2 separate regions of the Homo sapiens genome follow, and region 1 is linked to region 2. Evidence: chromatin loops called from intact Hi-C (ENCODE). Cell type or tissue: mucosa of descending colon. All regions are shown on one strand.

What was found. A loop is a pair of places that touch in the nucleus more often than their neighbours do. Peaks named below come from ENCODE experiments on the same cell type or tissue, not always from the same donor. Only the 100,000 strongest peaks of a DNase experiment are listed, where the experiment ranks them.
Region 1: it touches region 2 in a loop (4-fold over the local background); 16 of 110 quality-filtered maps call a loop at or near these places.

Annotation. Positions count from the first base shown.
Region 1 is chrX:71,402,559-71,406,558 of GRCh38, forward strand. All of the region lies in intron 25 of TAF1 (TATA-box binding protein associated factor 1), which reads left to right. Among named protein-coding and RNA genes, the nearest start is that of TAF1, 38 kb to the left of the region's middle. In mucosa of descending colon, no CTCF peak of the experiment used is centred here; no DNase peak of the experiment used is centred here.
Region 2 is chrX:71,576,981-71,580,980 of GRCh38, forward strand. GCNA (germ cell nuclear acidic peptidase) reads left to right here and starts at 1,457. Exons shown (of 13, transcript NM_052957.5): 1 at 1,457-1,542; 2 at 3,840-3,900. The coding sequence starts at 3,842. RefSeq lists an enhancer at 1,664-2,305. In mucosa of descending colon, no CTCF peak of the experiment used is centred here; a DNase peak (open chromatin) is centred at 1,861.

The DNA.
Region 1 (4,000 bases), 170 kb before region 2:
ACCATCCCAAAAGATGGATGAGACATAGAAACTGTGCTTATACTTGTGTCTTGCCCTCAGAGAGTTTAATAGATAATAAAATGGAGAAGTTGTAAAGTTCTTTCCCCTAACTTTTTAGTTTGAAAATGGCAAAACCTACAGAAAAGTTGAAAGAATATAATATATAATTCCTCTAAATTCACTAATTGTTAACGTTTTGTCACATTTGCTTCATCTTTATATACCTAAAACTTTTTTTTCCTAAATCATTTGGAACTAAGTTGCAGGCATCATATTTCACTCCTAAGAAAGTTAACATTAATGTAATAATATATAATATTCAGGTCTCATTTAGTCTTCCCTAGTTGTCTCAGTGTCTTTTATTGCTTCCGTCCCCAGTTCTGGATTCAATCCCAGTTCAAACATTAAATATATTTTGAATCTCTCTTAATCTAGAATGATTTTCCCTACCTTTTATGTTTTCCTTTTCTTTTCTTTCTTTTTTTTTTGAGATAGGGTCTGGTTCTATTACCCAGGCTGGAGTGCAGGGGCATGATCTCAGCTCACTGCAACCTGCGCCTCCCAGGTTTAAGTTATCCTCTCACCTCAGCATCCGGAGTAGTTGGGACTACAGGTGTGCAGTACCACACCTGGCTAATTTTTGTATTTTTTGTAGAGACAGGATTTTGCCATGTTGCCCAGGCTGGTCTCAATCTCCTGGGCTCAAGCAGTCCTCCTGCCTCAGCTTCCCAAAGTGCTGTGACTACAGGCATCAGCCACTGCACCCAGCCCCATTTATGTTTTTCATGACATTGAATTTTTTGAAGATTCCAGGCCAATTGCCTCAAAATATTCCATATTCTGGAATTGTCTGTTCTCTCATTGATCAGATTCCAATTAAATGTTGTTGGCAAGACATTTAATGTCATATTTAGGTGATATGCTTACTGTACTATATCAGCAAGCACATAATGTCAGGTTTTCCCACTGTTTTGATCATCTTGTTAAAGTGGTGATCCTCAGATCCTATAATAAAATATGTTTTTTCTTTATAATTAACATGTTGATGAATATCCTGTTCCCTGACAATCTTTTAATAGTTTTAGCATCGGTTGATGACCATTGCTTTATTCAGTTATTTCAGTGGGGGTTCCAAAATGGTAATTTTTCTAATTCTAGCATTTCTTCAACATTAGCTAACATTTTTCTATAAAAAAGAGCTTTCTACTCTCCCTTTCCAAGTATTACTATGGATTCTGAAATTCTTTCCTTTGGAAATTTAATGTTTTATAATTCCTTAACATAATTAATTTTGATGCTCACATAGTGTCCCAAATTTGACTCCCTCAAGCCAGATCCTGTGTTTTTTTTTTCTTTTTTTTTTTTTTAATGACCCTATAAATATTTGAGAACTTCCTTGCTTTCTGGCACAAGATGTTTTTGTGTTTTTTCTCGAGACAGAGTCTTCCTCCTTTGCCCAGGCTGGAGTGCGGTGGCGCAATCTCGGCTCACTGAAACCTTTGCCTCCCGGGTTCAAGGGATTCTCCTGCCTCAGCCTCCCGAGTAGCTGGGATTACAGACCTGTGCCACCACACCTGGCTAATTTTTGTGTTTTTAGTAGAGATGGGTTTTCACCATGTTGGCCAGGCTGGTCTTGAACTTCTGACCTCGTGATCCACCTGCCTGGGCCTCCCAAAGTGCTGGGATTACAGGCGTGAGCCACCGCGCCCAGCCTTCTGGCACAAGATGTTAAAAGCTCTCTTTCAAATTTTCCTATCCTATATACCTAGAGTCGGCCATTTCTCCAAAAGCCCAGGTTCCTTTTTCTTTTTGAGACGGAGTCTTGCTCTGTCACCCAGGCTGGAGTGTGGCACACTGTAACCTCCACCTCCCCAGTTCAAGCAGTTCTCCTGCCTCAGCCTCCCGAGTAACTGGGACTACAGGCACGTGCCACCTTGCCCTGCTAATTTTGTATTTTTAGTAGAGACAGGGTTTCTCCATGTTGGTCAGGCTGGTCTCGAACTCCCGACCTCAGGTGATCTGCCCGCCTCCACCTCCCAAAGTGCTGAGATTATAGACATGAGCTACCACGCTCAGCTGGTATACATATATTTTAAATTACAACTTTATACTGATACCTCCAATTTAGTTTATAGATCTTTTTTTCTCATCTTCCCTTATTTCATATTTGTATCCATTCTCAAGAAATAACTTAATTTCTGTATGTATTTACTTAGAAATCAATATATTTATTGAGAAATTTGCTCTGTCCTATGATATGTACAAAATAGTTTCAGAATTACTATAATAATACCACTACCACCAACAAACCCATAAAGTAGGTTCAAGATGGTTTTTGTAGTTTATTTTTCTTGGACTACATGCCACTGAGGTATAGTTAGGTTATTCCAAACTTTTTTTTTTTTTTTTTTTTTTTGAGACAGAGTCTCGCTCTGTCACCCAGGCTGGAGTGCAGTGGCGCAATCCCAGCTCACTGCAACCTCCGCCTCCCAGGTTCAAGAGATTCTCTTGCCTCAGCCTCCCGAGTAGCTGGGATTACAGGTGCCCGCCACCATGCCCAGCTAAGTTTTTTGTATTTTTAATAGAGACGGGGCTTCACCAGGTTACCCAGGCTGGTCTCGAACCCCTGACCTCAGGTGATCCACCTGCCTCGGCCTCCCAAAGTGCTGGGATTACAGGCGTGAGCCACCATGCCCGGCCTTCCAAACATATTTGAATCACTTCTTTTTTTGTGTGTAATTTAAGAAATCAATTTGATACAGTTACAGTCATTTATGTGTTTGTTTTCAGTTTTGGGTTCCTTTTCCCATCCTTGTTGATTTATTTTATATGCCCAGGCTGGAGTGCAGTGGTGCAATCTCAGTTGACTGCAACCTCTGCCTCCTGGGTTCACGTGATTCTCCTGCCTTAGCCTCCCAAGTAGCTGGTACTACAGGCACGTGCTGCCACGCCAGGCTAATTTTTGTATTTTTAGTAGAGATGGGGTTTCACCATGTTGGTCAGGCTGGTCTCGAACTTCTGAGCTCAGGCAATCCGCCTGCCTGGGCCTTCCAAAGTGCTGAAATTACAGGCGTGAGCCACTACACCCAGCCTCCATCCTTGTTGATTTAATTACTAATATCCGTAATAGTCATTGTTTTTTGAAACACATTAGAAGAGGAAGATGGGCCGGACGTGGTGGCTCATGCCTATAATCCCAGCACTTTGGGAGGCTGAGGTGGGAGGATCACTTGAGCTCAGGAGTTTGAGACCAGCTTAGGCAATATAGTGAGACCCTGTCTCTATTACTGAAAAAACAGTTTTTAAATTTAAAAAATGAAGAAGAAAAAATGTGATACCATGGTCCCTTATAGTGGAAAAGAAGAAGGTGAATGAGCTTTAATGATTGAGGGAAGCCCAAACTAGTTTGTTTTCTGTTTTCAAACCAGTTTTTAATTTCTTGTTTCCATTCTGAACCTAGCCTTTTAACATTTAAGATAGAATGTTGGGGCTGGGTTCGATGGCTCACACCTGTAATCCCAGCACTTTGGGATGCCAAGGTGGGTGGATCACTTGAGGTCAGGAGTTCGAGACCCGCCTGACCAACATGGTGAGACCCTGTCTCTACTAAAAATACGAAAATTAGCTGTGCGTGGTGGTGGGCTTCTGTAATCCCAGCTACTTGGGAGGCTGAGGCAGGAGAATCACTTGAACCTGGGAGGTGGAGGTTGCAGTGAGCTGACATTGCGCCATTGCACTCCAGCCTGGGTAACGAGCGAACTACATCTCAAAAAAAAAAAAAAAAAAAAGAGAATGTTGGAACTAGAAGGATTCTTAAAATTCTTTAGTCTGGTTTCCTTATCTTCCCAATAGGAAACTGAGGTAAAATTGTGACTTGCCTAGTTATTTATTAACTTGGAGAGCCTATGAGGGCTTGCCTGATCTGAACCTTAGAAGGTGGATGTTTGGCCTTTGGTTTGGCTTTTTCCTCGCTAGGCTCGTGCTTAGGTACCTTGGACTT
Region 2 (4,000 bases):
CTTTGCCCAAGCCTCTGAGGCACAGTTATGTAATCCCCATTCTTATAAAGAGGCTTGTAGAGGTTAATTTGCAACTTCATTGTAGAGAGAGAGAGTAATCAGCCCCCTTTATCCAATTTTTTTATCAACTGAGAAAGTATCTGTATTTAGGTAGGCAATCTGGTGCTTAAGAGCAGGTTTTGGAACTAGAGTTGGAGTTTGAATCTCAGCTCTGCCACTTTTTTTTTTTTTTTTGAGATGGAGTCTCGCCCTGTCCCCATGCTGGAGTGCAATGGCACGATCTCGGCTCACTGCAACCTCCGCCTCCCAGGTTCCAGCGATTCTCCTGCCTCAGCCTCCCGAGTAGCTGGGATTACAGGCGCGGGCCACCACACGCGGCTATTTTTTTTTTTTTATCTTTAGTAGAGACGGGGTTTCACCATGTTGACCAGGCTGGTCTCAAGCTCCTGACTTCGTGATCCACCCGCCTCAGCCTCCCAAAGTGCTGGGGTTACAGGCGTGAGCCACTGTGCCCGGCCAGCTCTGCCACTTTCTAGCTGTGTGATCTCTAAAATGAGAGTGCTAACAGTTGCCTACTTTTTAAAGTGTTGTATGAATTAAGTCGTAAGACACTTGGAATAATGCTTAGCACAAAATAGTATCAAACGCAGGGACATTTTATGTGTGTTCTGTTACCCAAAGGCATACATTACGAAATATATAGATGCTCGCTGGAGAAACTGGCACAATCTAGAAAGCGCTGTTTTCCCCGTTTGTTTTTCTTGGTGTGTATGGAGTGAGTGCCAAAAAGCCTCAAGTAACCTTTTTTTATCTCCAGGGTTTGGAGGGTTCTGGAAGTAAACATCATAGTTCGCCGTTGCCAGGCGCTGTTGAGTTGCTGCCTTGCTCTTATCTAGGGGTCTAGATGGCCTTCCCTGCAACCCCCGCCCCCCTGCGCTCCCGCGTCCCCCCGCGCCCCGCCCTCCCCTCGGTGTTCCCGTCCACGCCCCTGCTCCCGCGCCTTCGCTCCAGTTCTCGTGCCCCCGCCCCTCCCCCCGCGCCCTTTCCCAGTGGTTGCAATAACGGACTTAGAGGTCTGGACAATTCAAGTAAGGAACAAGGCTCGCTTATCCAAGTTCTCGCAGGATAAAAGTTTGTTATGAACGATTTCACATGGTTTCTCTTTATCAGAAAGTTGTTAGGGACTTTTAATCGCAGAATTGGCCTCGGGTGCCCACGCTCTAGTATTGAAATGGCGGTTTTGGGACAAATAAGCAACATCCGTGGGAGTGGAAAGCGACAGACCTGATCCCGGAAGCGTTACAGCTAGGCGCCAAGTTCACAGGCGCGAAGTTCAAATTTGTCTTGTGACCACTGTGATAGGTGGGTACAGGGGAGCGCGGGCGAGCACACGTGAATTACTGCTACCGCCCCCTAGGTCCGGGCACTATAAAGGGGCCTGCGCCTGGCGTTGTTCATCGCAGTTGCTCCGGATCTTTGCACACACTCCACGGGCAGTTGGAGGTGAGCTGCTGCCGGCCACGCCAGAGGCTGCAACACCAGGTAGGTGACCGGCTGGTCGGACTGAGATGGGTGCTGAAGTGGTCCAGAGGTTAATCCTAATTGAGTGACTTAATTAAAATCAGGACCACTGTATACCTTGGACTCTGGTTGCCCGTGTAGGCCTGAGGTGGGAGTAGAGGAAGTGGCAGCGAGGGGAGAAGTGGAGGCGCCAGTGGTAGCATTGGGGGAGGTGGGGGCGCCCATGGTGGTGTAGGAAACATATGGTGGCGCCAGTGGCGGCATTGGGAGGGGTGGGGGCGCCGGTGGCGGCGTAGGAGCAGCTGGTAGTGCCAGTGGCGGCGTGGGGAGAAGGGGCGCTGGTGGCGTCATTGCAGATAGTGGGGGGCCTGGTGGTGGCGTAGAAGGAGGTGTTGGTGCCAGTGGCGGGTGGAGAGAAGTAGGGGCACCAGTGGCGGCGTTGGGGGAAGTGGGGGTGCCTGTGGCAGTGTCGGGGAAGTGGGGGTGCTGGTGGTGGTGTAGGAGCATGTGGTAGCACCAGTGACGGTGTGGGGAGAAGTAGGGGCACCATTGGCGGCCTTGGGGGAAGTGGGAGCGCTGGTGGTGGCGTAGGAGCGTGTGGTGGCGCCAGTGGCTATGTAGGAATACGTGGCGCCGGTGGCGGCGCGGGGAGAAGTGAGGGCGCTGGTTGCGGCACTGGGGGGAGGTGGGGGCCCCAGTGGTGGTGTAGGAACAGGTGGTGTCCCTAGTGGCGGGTGGGGAGAAGTAGGGATGCCAGTGGCAGCGTGGGGGGAGGTGGGGGTGCCAGTTGCGGCCTAGGAGTACTTGGTGGCGTTGGTGGCATAGGAGCACATAGTAGCGCTGGCGGTGTGGGGAGAAGTGGAGGCGCCGGTGGCCGCATTGAAGGTGGGGGTGCCAATGGGGGCGTTGAGGGAAGTGGGGGGTTCTGGTGGCGGCGTAGGAACACTTGGTGGTGGTGGAAGTGGCCTAGGAGCACGTGGTGGTGCTGGTGGGCGTGGGGAGAAGTGAGGATGCTGGTGGTGGCATTGGAGGTGGGGGTGCCAGTGGCTGTGGGGAGAAGTGGGGGTGCCCGTTGCAGCATTGGGGGGAGGTGGGAGCTAGTGGTTGTGGGTAGGGGTGTGTGTGTGGGGGTTGAGGTCTCTTTGGCTGAGGACTGAGTGGTGGTGGGAGACAGGAGTGGGGTAGGGCAGAAGTTGGATAGAAGTGTGGGGGAGTGGAAGCCTGCTTGGAAAACCGGTTGGGAGCAGTTGAAGGTGGCTGGAGGTGGTTGGAGGTGCGAGTGTGGGGGAAGGGTGGTGGGGTTGAGGCCTGATTGGTGGAAGACTGAGGTGAGAATGGTGGGGGTAGGGTCCAGACCTGATAGGAGGAAGGAGTTGGGGAGGGGTCAAGGCCTGTTTGGTCGAAGATTGGCTAGAGGCTGGAGGCAGGAATAGGAAGCGTGGAGGGGGTGGCCGGATTCATATAAGACCAGTGAGAAGCCAGAGTGGCGGGAGGTAAGGGGGCAGTGGAGGTTGGACAGAAGGAAGAAGGTGATGAGGGGGCGGTGGTAGCCTATTCTGGGTAAGATTGACAGAGTGGGGAGTAAAGAGGTAGGGGAAGGGGGAGAGGTTGACACCCGGTAGGTGGGAGACTTCCTTGGGGCAGGAGTAGGGGGACTGAAGGTTGTAGGGAGGTGGAGGGCCAGTGGGATGTGGGGGCGGTCGAGCCCTGATACGTGGAAGACTGGCAAGTTGAGGTGGGAGTGGAGGGAGTGGGAAGTGGGGGCGGGTGCAGGGTGGGAAGAGATTGGGGTGGTAGAGGCCTGAGTGGGAAAAGTTTGCAACAAAACAAATTTAAATCCTTTTCATTTTGCAGAGCAAAGTTTCGGCTTTAAGGTGGGGAAGATACCCAAAGATAAATGCAGAATGTAAATGTAGAGATGTCTCTGCTTTTGAGTTCTGGCTTTCTTTTTTTTTTCTTTTTATTTTATTTTCTTTTTCTTTTTCTTTTTTGAGATGGAGTCTAGCTCTGTGGCCCAGGCTGGAGTGCAGTGGCACAATCTCGGCTCACTGCAAGCTCTGCCTCCCGGGTTCACGCCATTTTCCTGCCTCAGCCTCTCGAGTAGCTGGGACTACAGGCGCCCGCCACCACGCCTGGCTAATTTTTTGTATTTTTAATAGAGATAGGGTTTCACCGTGTTAGCCAGGATGGTCTCGATCTCATGACATTGTGATCTGCCCGCCTCGGCCTCCCAAAGTGCTGGGATTATAGGCGTGAGCCACTGCGCCCGGCCGAGTTCTGGCTTTCTTAAGAAAGTGTATCTTTGTCTTTCACTACAGACATGGATGGGTGCAAAAAAGAGCTGCCCCGCTTGCAAGAGCCGGAGGAGGACGAGGATTGGTGAGATTTAGAAAGTTCTGTTTTCTTTTAGTTTAGTGTTACCGTATTGGCAAAACAGCTTTCTCGAGAAGTATGTTTATTTCCTTTAGTATCTGTAGAG